Linked DNA regions of Mus musculus: all the other regions are linked to region 2. The links are chromatin loops, found by intact Hi-C in ENCODE. Cell type or tissue: left cerebral cortex. All regions are shown on one strand.

What was found. Hi-C counts contacts between places; a loop is a spot of excess contacts. Peaks named below come from ENCODE experiments on the same cell type or tissue, not always from the same donor. Only the 100,000 strongest peaks of a DNase experiment are listed, where the experiment ranks them.
Region 1: it touches region 2 in a loop (2.0-fold over the local background); 20 of 42 quality-filtered maps call a loop at or near these places.
Region 3: a loop joins it to region 2, with 6 times the contacts of the local background. A loop is called at or near these places in 6 of 42 quality-filtered maps.

What each region holds. Positions count from the first base shown.
Region 1 is chr11:106,378,998-106,383,997 of GRCm38, forward strand. Icam2 (intercellular adhesion molecule 2) reads right to left here and starts at 3,784. Exons shown (of 4, transcript NM_010494.2): 1 at 3,433-3,784; 2 at 1,670-1,942. The coding sequence starts at 3,487. In left cerebral cortex, a CTCF peak has its summit at 3,084 (motif pointing left); no DNase peak of the experiment used is centred here; H3K4me3 peaks cover 732 bases; H3K27ac peaks cover 695 bases.
Region 2 is chr11:106,323,976-106,328,975 of GRCm38, forward strand. It overlaps Scn4a (sodium channel, voltage-gated, type IV, alpha), which reads right to left. Exons shown (of 24, transcript NM_133199.2): 15 at 4,045-4,180; 16 at 3,536-3,690; 17 at 2,731-2,904; 18 at 2,156-2,278; 19 at 472-750; 20 at 233-286; 21 at 1-38. Among named protein-coding and RNA genes, the nearest start is that of Cd79b, 12 kb to the left of the region's middle. In left cerebral cortex, a CTCF peak has its summit at 2,053 (motif pointing left); a DNase peak (open chromatin) is centred at 2,049.
Region 3 is chr11:106,253,846-106,258,845 of GRCm38, forward strand. It overlaps Ftsj3 (FtsJ RNA methyltransferase homolog 3 (E. coli)), which reads right to left and starts at 2,239. Exons shown (of 21, transcript NM_025310.3): 1 at 1,916-2,239; 2 at 1,740-1,832; 3 at 1,475-1,580; 4 at 941-987; 5 at 762-841; 6 at 1-16. The coding sequence starts at 1,806. Psmc5 (protease (prosome, macropain) 26S subunit, ATPase 5) reads left to right here and starts at 2,340. Exons shown (of 11, transcript NM_008950.1): 1 at 2,340-2,369; 2 at 3,003-3,074. The coding sequence starts at 2,346. In left cerebral cortex, CTCF peaks have their summits at 2,419 and 3,089; DNase peaks (open chromatin) are centred at 1,552, 2,040, 2,261 and 3,104; H3K4me3 peaks cover 2,434 bases; H3K27ac peaks cover 1,544 bases.

The sequences.
Region 1 (5,000 bases), 55 kb after region 2:
GGAACTGTGTCCCTGCATGTCCTGCCGGGCTAAGGCCCACTCCTCGTATCCCAAATCCCTAGCTAAACTTGAGAAAGAGGAAGTGAGCGTGGCCTGCTCAGTGGAAGAGGGAGGAAGAGGAGGTGTATGGTAGAGGGTGTGCAGGGTGCTAGCTCTGCTCTGCAGACATGGTTTGGAAAATAGAAAAGGGGTCTACAAAGAGAAGATGCGGAAATGGTACAGCCAGGCTGACTGGTGAGATGGCTCAGTGGTTAAGAGCACTGACTGCTCTTCCAGAGGTCCTGAGTTCAATTCCCAGCAACCACATGATGGCTCACAACCATCTGTAATGGGACCTGCTTCCCCCTTCTGAATGTACACAATATAAAATAAGTAAGTCTTTTGAAAGAAAGAAAGAAAGAAAGAAAGAAAGAAAGAAAGAAAGAAAGAAAGAAAGAAAGAAAGAAAGAAAGAAAGAAAGAAAGACAGGGAGGAAGGGAGGAAGGGAGGAAGGGAGGAAGGGAGGAAGGGAGGAAGGGAGGAAGGGAGGAAGGGAGGAAGGGAGGAAGGAAGGGTACAACCAACTAGAAGGATTTAAAAAACTATCTGGGGCCAGGGAGTGGTAGCACACACCTTTAGTCCCAGCACTTGGGAGGCAGAGGCAGGCAGATTTCTGAGTTCAAGGCCAGCCTGATCTACAAAGTAAATTCCAGAACAGCCAGGGCTATACAGAGAAACTCTGTCTCAAAAAACCAAAAGCAAAACCCAAACCAAAATAAAACAAAAACAAAAACAAACAAACAAGCAAACAAGCAAATAGGAAAGTCGGGGCCTGTTTCCATCCTCTCTAGATACTAAACACAAACTTCAAATTAAACAGCTGGGTTTCTGTGCTGTGAACATCTGGAAGGAAGCACGTGGGTTGCTGACTGAGCTTCCTCACGATGCTGGGACAGGAGTCAGGTTTGCCTCGTTTCTCCAGTTAGATTGACCAATATAATTCCAGATCGACTGAATGAGTGCTACGGTGGTACCCCAGTTCCCTTCTAAATTAGAGCACGTCTCCTCCACTCACTCCTACACACCTAGGACCTAGGACATCTATTCTTTGACCCATTGATGTCACTAAGACACTGAGAGAATCCTGGCCTACCCTGGCAGGTGTGTACGCAAGGTTCACACACTTGCCACAGGTCCTTGGAGAGAACAACGAGAATACTGCTGCACAGCACCTCCACTTTCCTCATGAAATGAGGGAGCTACTAGAGAAGGCTAGCTCCCCTGACTGACTCGCTGCTGCTCGTGAGGGAGTGAGTGCCCTGGTGGCTGAACTAGGGTAGGAAGTGACATCAGGGTCTGTGCAAACCTTGGCTGGACTGACCTTCTTGGAGCAAGGGTCACAACCTGCACAGTTTGCTTCTGAGGTACAGGAGGACTCATGGAGTCCAACCAGGGCTGTAAGCAGGTCCTGAGCCCGCAGGTCTGTCCTGCTTGTAGCTCAGGAGCCAAAGGAGATGAATCCCATGATGAGAAGACCCAGGAGAAGTCACTGAGCAGTTAGTGTGTAGTAGTAGTAGTGGTGGTGGTGGTGGTGGTAGTGGTGGTGGTAGTAGCGGTAGTTGCAGCAGTAGCAGTAGTAGTAGACATGGGCACTGTACTGGGGAGTAGAGCCCCCAGCATAGACACTCACGGTACACCCTGATGTTGAGACTCTCCGAGTGCTGCTTTCCCGAACACGTGAAATGGCAAAAGAAGACCGTGTCTTTGGAGACGTTTGAGACTAAGAACTGTTTCCACTTCCCTTGAGGATGCTCTTCCAACATTATTTTATTCGTGGGCGTCTCCAGGCCGCCCATGTCTGGGGCTGCGCAGTTGGTGCTGCAGTTGATTTTCCAAGACTCTGTGGCTTCTACTATCTGCTTCTCGGACCATATGTAGACCTCAAAGGCCTTCTCACCAGACCCTGTAAAACCAAAAGCACTTGGCAGCAGACGTCTCTGATGCCTGTCCTTGGGGCTCTCTATTACCAGTGGCCCAAGGAGACAGGTCACCTTTGGTTGGCCCCTTTCCTCCAGTCCCTTTATCAGTCAGCCCTAGGTCAGTCTTCCTCAAGCCTACTTTCGGCTTCCTTAAGCTCCCGTACAATGTTCCCTCTGTCATGAAGACACCTCTGAGAATGGAGGTAAACTCTGAGCTCACATCACCATCGAAAACTGACAGGATGCCCTCTGGGTGGCGGCAAAGCTCCAGGGAAAGAGAGTAGAGGTAGTGGAGGGACTCCATTTTTAATAACGTAGCTAATAAGAGATGTTGAAGCAAAGACAGAGGGAGGTAGAGAACCTTTCATGCGCTGTGGGAGCACCTTGCAGATAAACGGAGCCGCTGGCTCGCAGACCTGCCATCGGGAGCATGCGTTCATGAAGCAATGGAGAACGGAGATGACCAAACCTTAGCAAGGAAGAGGAATGGTGGAAATAAGACCAGAAAAGCAACAGGCCACCATCAAAAGGACCTGTTGCATAAAGCTCATAATTTATGTTGATGCTCTGTAGACATCGTTGGAGCCAGGACATTTAGGCTGGGCCTGAGTTTCCCATGTTTCTCTTTATGGTGACTACACAGCTCTATGCAGGACAGACATTTGGGATGTACCTGGTGTAAGACAATGGGGCCCTCGGTATTCACCTCCACTCTGTGAGGACCACGATGGTCCTGGATCCTGGCTAGCAGGGTCCCTACACATGGCTTGTCTTTCTCCCTCCCCACTCAGCCATCAGCTAGTGACATTCAATTCAGCGGCAAAGGAGGGGCTTTCCATGTAGATAGTGCTGGACTTGAACTTTCAACGTTGGTTATATATATTCTTTCTGTGAGCCTCAGTTTCTTCACTTGTTAAAAGGGATCATGTGCCCTCCCCTGGGTCCTGAGTGCAATTAGGCTTGGAAGCGTTTGGCAGGTTGTCTAAGACATAGGACACTCAGCACGTAGAGGCTGTGTCCTTCCAGGTCTCCTTGACCCACTGAAACAGCTTTCATTTTCATTTTGTTCTGCCAGTGAGCACAGTATCATCGGCTGCCCTCTGCTGTCCACTAGGCCCCTTTGGCATGCTGCCTCATCTCCGCTTAGCCCCTGGCATTCCTTCTGGAGTCTCCCATTTACCCACTGTCCACCACCCCCAACGTCGGTAGCCTGTCACATCAACATTCATTGATGAATGTTTCATCGACATTCCCAGATCTCTGAGTTTGTTCCCTCTAGTATCCAAAAGGCCTTGATCCTAGTCCTTAGCCTGGGGCCATGAGAAACCAAAGCCAGGCTGACACAGTCTTCTTTACCTATGGTGGAGAGGCCTCTGTGGCCAGGATGTCCCCTTCCCCCACCCCGATGCCTGAGGAGTATTAGTACTTCCCACCCTAAGATGCCATGTGCTGAAACCCCTGGGAGCTGGCTTACCTGGGCTGTAGAACAGGATAAGAAGAGACAGGCTCCAGCAAGCAAAAGAAGACATCTCAGGTGGGGTCTGTGGGGTCTGTGGAGTCTATGGGCTTCAGGGGCACAGCTGACGGCTGCCTGGAGGGTTAGGGAGAGATGTCTGCTACAGGTCGGGGAGTGAAGCCTGGCGCTCCCAACTGAAATCCACAATCTCCTCTGTGCCAGTGAGCTCATTTCCTCTAATTATCTGAGATCAGGAAACAATATGCACAGACCAGCTCCCAAGCCTTTAGGGCCTCAAGAATTCATGCAGAGGAAGCCAGGAAGCAGCAGATAAGCAGGGGTGTAACAGGGTTCTCTCACGTTGCATGCTCCCTGTGCGGGGATAGGAAAGCAATGGGAAATCACATGCAGGAAGTGTGTGTGCATGCATGAATGTGTGCAAGCTTGCATGCACTTACGTGTTTTGTGTGTGGGTGGGGGGAGTGTACATGGAATTTCTTTAACTGTACATTGGGCAGAGTGAGGTCTCCAAGATTCAGATCAGGGGAACTCTGAATTCTACCAGGCCTCGGTTGGCGTCATCTCTGGAAAGATGATATCCAAAGTTAGAACGCAGTCACATAGTAATCTCTTGCTAATGCCCTGCGTATATCTGCATGTCTCAATGTCTCATTTAGTTTCCAGCAGAAGCCTAGCCCTAATTCAGCCAACACAGGGCTCAGAGATTGCAAAAGGGCAGCCCACAGTCGTCTCCTGGGGCCCAGGAGGTCAGGAAACAGTGCCTACAACCTATTCCCAAACCCTAGACTCTTTCCTGGCCTTGTCAGTTAGTGCTTTCCTGTGCATCTCCTTACTTCAGGCAGGACCTTGGTCTTCCTAGCCTTCCTTCCGGGCACACTTCACCACAGGCAGAGAACTTTGGATACACGGCCTTCCCAGGAGGCACTGTGTTCACCATATTTAGTCAACCTTACTGTCTTAGTTCTGTCTTAGAACCTGGGGGATAGGCAGGGCAAAAGCAGGCCTCCTTGCTTTCTCGGTAGAATCCCAGAAAGGGCCTATCCAAAGGAAGCCCCAGGGTTTTGAGGGCTCATTATTGGAGCTCAGGAAGCCACCTGCAGGACCAGCTCCCAGTCCATTGTGTCCTCCAGATTTCAAGTAGAGGAAGCCTCAATGGCTCAGCCAGTGACCCTGTGACATCCTGTCCTTCCCACAGTGCTGAGTAGTGGCTGTTGTATATAGCTATCTAGTGCAGATGTTATCAGCCTGGATCAAGGGAAGTCCCCACATGAGGCTGTTGGGCTTTGAGATTCCACCAGAAAGCGAAGACCAGGTAAGGAGAGAAAAGAGGGAGAAGGGAGAAGTGGGGTGGGGTAGAGTGGGGGGAGGGTGGGGGAAGGGTGGGGGGAGGGTGGGAGTATCTGATCACACATTAGGCTGATAGAGTCCTGAGAACAGGGGACTGGAGGGCTTCAAGGGTTTTGGGTGATAAGGTGGGGGTTGGCCTTCTCTGGGTAATAATAATAATAATAATAAATAATAATGTGATAATAATACAGCAACACAAATGGGCAGACAAACAGACA
Region 2 (5,000 bases):
ATGTAGAGGTTCACCTCGTAGTCTGGCTGCTCCTCTTTCTGCAGGATGGGGTACACACATGGAGTTTCTCTTTGATCCCCATAGTACTGTGAGGAGGATGCCCCTCCTCCCCAGGCTGCTGGTCTTCCAAGGAGATAGTGTGGTGGGGTGAAGGTGTCAGGTGAGAGTGGGGAGGACAGAATGGACCGCTATTGCTGCTCCTCCAACTTACCAACTCAGTGACCCCACTCACCTCCCGGGAGTCCACAGCTGCATACATGATGTCCATCCAACCCTTGAAAGTGGCCTGAGAGATCACGGCAGGGCATGAGGGGGAGGGGCTCCACCACACACCACCATTCATGTTCTTCCCCCACTTCCCTGATCAAGCCTGCCCCCGAGACCACCTGCCACCCCACTGGGTTCTGATCCGATGAGGCACAACCAGGCACTTCTACCCATTTCTGAGTAGGCTCAGTGGGTGCCACTCACCACCTGAAGAAGAGAGAGGTAGCCGAGACCCACGTTGTCATAGTTGACCTTGACGTTCATCCAGCGGACCTGGCCGGTGTACATGAGGCTCTCACACTCGGACTTGTTGTTGACCACAGAGATGTCGAATCTCTCGGAGGTGGTTGTGTTGATGCAGTAGTAGAACTTTCCAGCAAACAAGTTGACCCCCATGATGCTGAAGATGAGCCAGAAGATGAGGCAGACAAGGAGCACGTTCATGATGGAAGGGATGGCTCCCAGAAGGGCGTTCACCACCACCTAGGGGCCAGGGTGGTGGTTGGGGTCATTGCTAGAGCCACTCCCTGGCATCTGACAGGGGGCTCCCAGCTAAGATCAGCTAGGGGACCATGCAGGAGCTAAGCACTGCCACTCAGAAAGGGGCAGTGTTAGCCAGCCTGGGTGTGAGAGGAGTCTGCTGGGGTCTCTGTGTGTAGGGTAAATGGTAGGATTAGAAGCTACCATGCTGGTCTTCTAGAAAGGCTCTCTGCTTGGCTGGAGTCATTAAGGCAGAGTAAAGGGGCCAGGCTTCTCTGGAAGCAGCCCAGGTCATGGATCACAAAGCACAAGACAAACATTGCTTTCTCAGCCCCCATAGGAAACTCAGCCCACGTGACCCGGCTGTGACCCGGCTTGGCTCACTGCTTCTGTGAGAGACACAGAAATGGCCTAAAAAAGAAACCACCTAGATCTGTGAAGCAACAGGATTCAGGATCAGGTTCCTGACCCTCACCAGCCCCAGCCATACAGGCCTACCATGCTGCGTTAGTCTTGGCTGGATCTGAGAACCGCCACGATCCTTCTTTAGGCCTTTTGAGACCGGGTCTCGTATATCCTACGCTGGACTTGAACTTGCCATATAGCTGAGGGAGACCTCAAGTTTTTGCCACCGCCTCCTGAGCGCTGGGGTCAGAGGGTGTGTGCCACCACACCTCATGTATGAATCTCAGGGGGTTGTCCTGAGCTTACTGCATGCCAGATAAGCACTCGACCATCAGAGCTTACCCTAGCCTGAGTAGTTTCCTTTTAAGTAAGGGCTATGTCATGACCTCTGGACAGAGTTGGTGGCAGGAGCAGGGGTGGGGGCGAGGGGGTGCTGTGTTTCTTCAAATCACTCAGTTGGCTCTGAGCAGATTATTAGTGGGCAGAGGTCTCAGCACCAGGACTGGGGGCCTAGCCTTAGGCCAGCATCTTACATAAACTAGGAAGGGCAGGGTGCTTAGTCTGAGCCTGCTGCTGCCCTGGAATGAGTCTCATCTCCTGTCAGTGGGGGAAGTCCCACTGGTCGTGCCCTGTGTTTACCTGTTATTTCCTCTCTCACAGGCCTTTGGGGATCTTTTCTAAAGTGCCCCCGAACCCAAGGACATGATTCCATGCTCAAGAGGGACAGGCTCAGAACTGAAGCAGACAGAAATACTTGTTCACGTGCTCATGTTACAGGGCCCTATGGGGGGCCCCCAATCTGAGTTGGGAGCCCCCATGAACCAGCAGGTAGATCTTTCTTCCTGGTCTTGCCTCAAGCCTTCCAGGCCACTGCAGCAGCCTCTGCTGCCCTCCAGTGGTAGCAGAGTTAAGTTTAGAATCTACTAGAACCTGGGGTGGGAATGGGGTTACCTGGAGATAGGTCACAGCCCTAAACCTCAGTGTTCCTCTATCCACTACTCACCCTCATGCCTTCAAATCGGGACAGTGCCCTCAGAGGTCGCAGGGCCCGGAGCGTGCGCAGGGATTTGATGGGCCCCAGCTCAGAGTAGCCCAGCCAGTTAGCCACCAGACTGATGATGGAGACCTGGAAGAAGTGCATGCTCAGGAGGTGGAGGGTCCCTGGCTTTCTTCTAGCCTGGGACACATGAGAGAGATACCCCAGTTTCTGTGTGTCTCCTGTAGACCCCATCCCTGATGGATAATCCTGTCTTCTGGGAAGAGTAGGCTTGTGGCCTCTAGCACCTGTAGGACCAGGGTTCACCTCAATGATGTCACCTACAACCATAATTGGGAAGGACAGTACCCATCTCCTCAGGTTCCGTGTATCTATCAAAGAGCATATAAGAATTACACTGGCAGGGAGCATAAGGCTCCAGGTCTGGGCTGTCATGTCTGGGAAGGAAGAGGCTGGTCTATAGGGAGCAGTGCTAACCTGGGAGGTCTGACTGTGTAGATTCAGATAGGTCCTACCTCCCAGAGCCTGGGTTATCTAAAGGCCATGACATCCGGCTGTGTGGCCAGATCCAGGAGACTCACATCCACAATGAGGAAGTCGAGCCAGCACCAGGCGTTGGTGAAGTACACCTTGAAGCCGTAGGCCACCCACTTTAGCAGCATCTCCAGGATGAAGATGTAGGTGAAGACCTTGTCAGCATATTCCAGGATGGTTTGGATGACTCGCCGCTGTTCAATGTAGATGTCCTCGAAGGCCTGGGGACACCAGTATAACCCACAATGACCAGGGGCTCAGCAGCTGGGGCAGCAAGCTCTGTTCCCCATCCTGCCTGCTGTTGCTGGTTTCACGGGACATAGGCTGTAGCACCTCTGGGAATCTTCCATTCCCAGCCCTATCATCAGGAGGGGGAGGGGCAAGATGCCTGGTAGGGAAGGAGGCTTAGCTCTCAACTCTCTGCTGGGGGTCCACAATAACGTTATCTTCAGTTCTGACCGCCCTTAACTCCAAATTCCCAGGGCCCACCTACCTTCCTATTGGCTGAGGGGACAGGGTTTTCAAAACAAAGGGACCAATCTTTTACTTTAAGAAACTGACGTTGAGTGGGGAAATGCCTTATCTGTCGTGCAAGCATGAGAGCTGAAGTTTGGATCCCCAGAACCTGTATGGAAGCCGGGTGGCAGCAGCAGCCTGCCTGAAACCCCAGGCTTACAGGAGACAGAGACAGGGAATCCCTTAAACAGCCCAAACATCGAGCTCTGAGTTCAGTGAGAAACCCTGCCTTAATGCAAAAGATGGAGAACAATTGAGAAAGACATGATATGGAAGCCTTAGGAAGCAAGGCACCCATTCCTGCTCCCGCCCTGTCCCCTGGGGGAGGGTGCCTACCAGGGCCCCGCTGCTGAGCAAGATCATGAAGACGATGAAGGTCTCAAACCAGTTGTGCTCAACAATCTTGAAGCAGGCCCTGCGGAGTGTCCACCACATTTTCCCGCGGCCCTGGGAGATGTCCACATAGAGGCAGGGGCAGCGCTTCACACAGGCTGGGAGGCAGGACGGGAACATGTCACTGGCCTTCGGATGTTTCAGAATGCACCTCCCCACCCTCTGCCATGCTACCCCAAGACTGGGGCCCCACCTCCTCCCCACAACTGGCTCCATCTGGTTCACACAGCAGGGACTCAGGGACTCTCTACAGCCCAAAACTAAAATGCTTCACAAGGAGGCTCAGGACGCCAGCTCTTCCCATGATCCCCCATCTCAACAAGCCTAGGCTCTTTGGTAAAATGCCTCTGGGGCTCAAGTGTCGGCTCCCCAGGTAAGGCAAGGTGAGCAGAACCATTTCTGTGGTTCTCCTCTGGCCTGGGTGTGGGTGTGGTCTGTAGGGGTGGCCTCACCCTCTGTGAAACACTCCTCAGGTAGCTCCCCCTCAGGGTTCTCCTCAGCCTGCTCCTCAGGGTCCTCTTCGGGGGGCTTGTAGTCAGCTGTGCTGCAGACGGAGGAGTTCCCGTCGTACAGAGGCTGTAGTGGCTTCTGTGGGGACCACAGGGCATGTGACTCCTAGGTCCCAAGAGATCCCTTCATTCTCCCAATAGGTGGGAGTAAGGGAGACCAGAGAGAAAGAAGAGAATAGAGCAGGAGCCACTCATCCATTAGTTCATTCATTCATTCATTCATTCATTCACTCAGCCCTTATAAAACTACCACTGTGCCCTGGCAAAGGCACCCTAGTGACAAAAATGTCCTCAGTTCTGCCCTCGTGGTACGTGGCATCTAGGAAAGCACAGGGGTGACGTGAGGAAGCCTGGGGAGGAGAGTGGGGAGGACGGGAGATGGGCTGAAGGATGGCTGGGGGGGGGGCTGGTTGGCTCAGCCCTGTGGGGTCCTAGGAGGTGTAGGGATATATGAAGGAGTCAGTAGAAGAAAAGAGGCCTGAAGGTGCTTTTGCAGGAGCAAGGTTAAGAAGCGGAGCCAAGACAGATCTGGGCTGCCACAGCTGCAGAGAGCAGGCACATGGTGCCCCCAGAGTCCAAGCCTTGCCACCCCCAGGGTCTATTTGGCTGAGAGACCCAGAAAGGATGGAAAGTTTTCCCCAGCCAAGGCTCCGGTGTGGCGCCAAGGGAATCTGATCACGGTGGGGGCAGGGTGTGGTGGCAGGGTGTGGGGGCAGGGTGTGGGGGCAGGGTGTGGGGGCTGGTACTCTGGCTTAGCTAAGTTTCCTCCCACCTCCTAGCACTGTCCCAGGCCAGATTCTCAGGCTGGCCTCCATGCTTCAGGGAGATCCTTCACGGTGAAATCTCTGAAGAGAAAGATGAATTGGGCAGTCCCTCCCACCTGTGTGCATGTGTGCCTG
Region 3 (5,000 bases), 70 kb before region 2:
GCTCCTTCCTCAGGGCCTAATGAAAGTAAAGGGGTTCTAGCAATGGAAACACAGTAACTGCTAAGAACAGAACTCTGGTTCAGTCATCTGTCTAGTCATGCACTGAGCGCCCACCAGTGCCAACATCCTGCACCAGGTACTAGGGATGCAACAGCAACAAAAAATATACATCTTCCCCAAGCTTAGAATTAGTTCCCTGGAAAGAATTTTTCTGAAGATAGATCTCTCATCCTTCCACCAATTCACAGTACTATCCCTGCCAGGCACGGTGGCACTCGACTGCAATCCCAGAGGCAGAGGGAGAGAGACTGCAAGATCAAGGCCAAACTAGGCTATGTACTCAGCTCCACATCAGTGTGGGCTACACAGTTAGAAGCTATCCTAAAGTACACAGCAAGACTCTATCTCAGGGAAAAACAAAAACACTTGATTGTAAATAAAGATGGAAATGTACACAAGGATTGTCAGTCTTTTTGGCCACGTGCTTGAAACCATGGTAAATTGGGAAGTGTTTCATTCACTCTTCAGAGGCAATGACAGCCAGGCACTAGTGGCACACCCCTTTAATCCCAGCACTTGGGAGGCAGAGGCAGGCAGATTTCTGAGTTCAAGGCCAGCCTGGTCTACAGAGTGAGTTCCAGGACAGCCAGGGCTACACAGAGAAACCCTGTCTCGAAAGACCACACACACTAAATAAATAAATAAGTAGGCAATGACACCAGCACATAAAGAGGAAAGAAAAGAAGGAGAGGTCTTATTACCTGCCTACAGCGTTCTGTTGTGATATCCTCCTGGAGAGTCACCACATTGGGGAGAGGCTTGATTGGAACGAGGTCCACTCCTAAAAGATGTTAACTCAGTATTACAGGGTGGAGGAAGATGTAGGACAAAATTAGTACCTAACCCACCCCTCCCCCTCAAATACCCAAGAGTCACCCACCTACAATAAGACTGGATACAGGCATAAACTTGGCAGCCACCTGCAGCCTGTGAAAGAGACAGATTTAAATACCTTTCATCCTCCCTTGGCAAGGTGACTTCTCATCCCCTTAAGAGGCACCTGTTAAGTGTAGTGGCCAAATGTCTATGCATACATTCAAGAAGCAACCTGCTGGGCATGGCAACACAGGGCTGCATTACCAGCCACTAAGGAGGGCAAGAGATTAAGACCAAAAGTTCAAGGCCATCCTTGGCAATTTTTCAGCGTCCCTGTCTCAAAATAAAGCAATTGGAGATATAACTCGGTGGTGGAGGGGCTGCCTAGCATGAGTTAAGTCCTTAGCATGAGTTAAGTCCTTAGGTTCAGTACCACAAGAGGGGGAAAATGACGCTCCCTTCCAAAATTTGAGAGAGACACATACTATGGAATATTTAATCTGAATTGTGTAATCGGATTCCCATCCTCCCCGAAAAGCAACTCAAAGCCAACCAGTGCCAGGAACGTGTCATCATAGCAGCCCCTGCCAAACGTTACCATCCGCCAGGCGCAGCACACAGGTCCAACAAGGCCCGGGCTTTCTGCAGGAACTGAAAGCGGCGATTGAGCTGGATCAGTTTGAAGGCAGAGCGCGAACGATAACCTGGATCGTGGAGAGTGGGTGTATAAGGCAATACCGTCTACGGAGGCCTTTCCCAGGAGGAAAGCCTCACAATCCCATAACCCCCTCGAAGGAAAAGGAACTCGGGACTAGAAGAAGCGAAAAGACGGGGATGTTGTTCCTCAGCGCGAACCCACTCACCAGTCTCCTTGGCCAAGTGATAGAACTTGTCCCGCCGGCTCTTGCCTACTTTGCCTTTCTTGCCCATGGCGGGATGGGGGAGTATCACTCACTCTGGGGAGAAAGAAAAAGGTGAGATCGTCTTTCCGAGCACTGGATCTCGCTTCGGTTCCTCAGGCGGTGGAGCAATCACTTACCCAGACGTTAGATAGCCCTTAACTCCGCAGGTTTTCAACTCTTAGGAAGCAGCACATGTAGGCAGTAATCGTACTTCCGCTTCTGCGCGCGTTTCCTACATTCCTGGCGTCATGATTTCCGCCATTTTGAGTGTGGCCAAAATTTTTTTGTCAGCAGGCCTTACAAGTTAAAAGTAGAGGCTAGGAAGTAGAGTGCAATAACTCGTATCCTAAACGCTAGGAAGCATCAACCAGAAGTTCTATATCTCTTCACAAAACTAGTGACCTCCAGTAGAGCCTCTACTAATACAGCCACTGTGTTTGTATCGCCACACACCCCGCCCATTGACCCGGAACTGTTCTCGGTGGTGACCCAGGGCGCATGCTTTCGCCTCCGCGCCTGCGCGATAGAGTGACTTGGATGCCGGCGATCCCTGCCGAGAGAGGGAAGATGGCGCTTGATGGGCCAGAGCAGGTAAGGATTCTGCCGCGGCGGCTGGGCGGCATCCAAGCTGAGTGTGGAGTGCACAAAATCTGAAGTGAGGGGTGGCCACGAGCGAGAGGGTCCAGTGGATCAGGGGTGGGTGGATCACGTCAGACCGGACTCTGCCTGGGACTGGATCTGCTGTGTCAGCGCCGCCCTGAGGAAAGCAGGACAGGGGTGGGTGGAAACTGAATGAAGCTGGCAAGCCGGAATGGCCTGGGCTTCGACCTGGACTTGGTCCCTCTGTTCTGCCTTTGTCTGTAGTAGTTAAACCCTGGGGATGTGTAGCTCTAGCCACAGGGCAGTGCGCTCGGTGGGTATATGGCCCCTTGAGACTCCTAAAAGTCCTCGAAGGTAGGCGGTAATTGCATCCTTGTAGTGGATTCAGAAATGAAGGCTTAGAACCAAGAACTAAGCCTCCGAAGTTCAAACACACAGACCTCGCCCATCGAGATACCAGTTTCTGAGGAAAAGGGAATGGTATTTTCCTGACCTTGTTTCTTAAGCTATATGGTAGAGTGCCTCGAAAATACTTTGGCTTTACCCTTTAGTACTTTATGCCTTTTCTTTTTCTTTTCTTTTCTTTTCTTCTTTTTTTTTTTTAACACTTACACTTGTCTTCAGATGGAACTGGAAGAGGGGAAGGCAGGCAGTGGACTCCGTCAATATTATCTGTCCAAGATTGAAGAACTCCAGGTGAGTACAGACAGCAAAGGGAGCTAGTGGAGGACGGGAGCTGGTAGGTGCAGATTTCTCTGTGTCCTTTTTCCACTGGGAGTGCAGCAAAGAGTTCTTTTCCAATGTTGTTCGTTTGCAGCTCTTTGCTTGTCTGTTTCTTATGTGTATATGTATATATGCCTGCGTAAGCTTATGTGTATCACATATATACAGATGTCTGTGCAAGTCAGAAGAGGGCAGTGGATCCCCTGAAACTTGAGTTACGTACAAATAGTTATGAGCTACTACAGGTGCTGAGAACTAAACCCAGGCCCTCTGCAAAAGCAGTAAGAAACCCTCTTGACTGCTGAGCCATCTCTCCAGCTCCTTTGTAGTCAGGAGGTACCAAGCTGTGTAAGGTAGATTGATAATCTCTTTGATGGGAATAGTGTTTAGTTAGGATTTTTTGTTTGTGTGCTTGCTTGCTTGCTTTTCCAGGTTTTTCGTTTTATGTGTTTGGGTGTTTTGCTTGCATCCAATGTCTGTGCCCTACATTTGCCTGTGAAGGCCAGAAGACAGTGTAGGATGCCCTAGAAGTGGAGTTATAGAAAGTTGTGAGCGGCCATGTGGGTGCTGGGAATCGAACCCAGGTTCTCTAGAGGAGCGGCTGGCTCATTTATCCACCTCTCCGGGCCCAAGAGTCAAATATTACACCTGTAAGGTTGCCACTCCAGAGCCGAGGCAGGAGCAGTGTTTTGAGTTTGAAGCCAGTCTGGATTACGTACAGCCCTGTCTGGAAAACAAAACCACCTACAGAGGAACCACTGGCCAAAGGTGGGAGTGGGAGCGAGAATGGGTTTGGGAGGGAAGCCGCAGAGAGAATGCCTGAACCTCAGGCACATTTGCAGTTCTTCCGTTTAGTTTACTTTTTCTTCTTTAGACAAATGTCTCACCATGTACCCGCAACTGACCCACAACTCCCCATGTAGACCAGGCTGGACTCAGTCTCAGAATTCGCCTGCCTCCCAGGTGCTGGGATAAAAGCATGAGCCTCCACACCCAGTATGGTTTTTATCCCTTTTTAATGCTTCTCTATGTGATTTCATCCCTCCTGGGTCTGAAATGAAGCAGGAGAGTGGATGCTGTTGTCTGTCTTCTGTTGTCTTGCCTTTGTCTTATTTTTGTTTATTTAATGGATTTGTTAAAATAGAATCTCATTGTATAGCCCAGACTGGTCTGACACTCTCCAGCTCCCAGCCTCAGCCTCATTAGGGTTGGAATTACGAGCCTGTGTCATCATGCCTACCTATTAGACTAACTGTTTTTCCTAATTTTTGGGTTTTTTTTTTTTTGTTTTGTTTTTTCCTAATTTTATATTTTGAAATCCTTATCACCACCACCACCCTAAATACTTAAATACAACCTGTTCAGTCTATATAATGTTACCTGTATGTATATGCTCACTTGGTATTGGATAACCAAATGGGGGTTCCTCCTTGGAGAAGTCTGTTGTCCTCTTAGCATTCCTCAGGAGCCCTTAATTCTTTGTCTAGGGTTGAGGCGCCATGAATGAACCTCTCCCCTCCGGGTTAGCAAGCAAGCCCGTTGGTGTCATCAATGCTCAGGACTTAATTTAAGCAGCCATATTGATGAGATTTCATGAGTGTGGCCTCTGACATTTCTAAGAGACAGTCTCCCAGCAGACTTTTGTCTCTCTGGCTCCTGGAATCTTGGAGCTCCGAGCCTTAGGTGTAGGGGTTGCGTTGTACGTGCGTCAGTTGGGACCCGGCACTGCTGAGTCTCGGTCTCTACATTTTGATCAGTTGTGGTTGTCTGTAATTGTCTCCGTTTGCTGCCAAGAGAAGTTTCTTGAGAAGGGATTAGAACTACATTTGTCTATAGTAAATGCACTGCAGTTAGGAATGATGCAGGTAAAGTGGTGATTGTAGGTTCTCCAAGATCCAT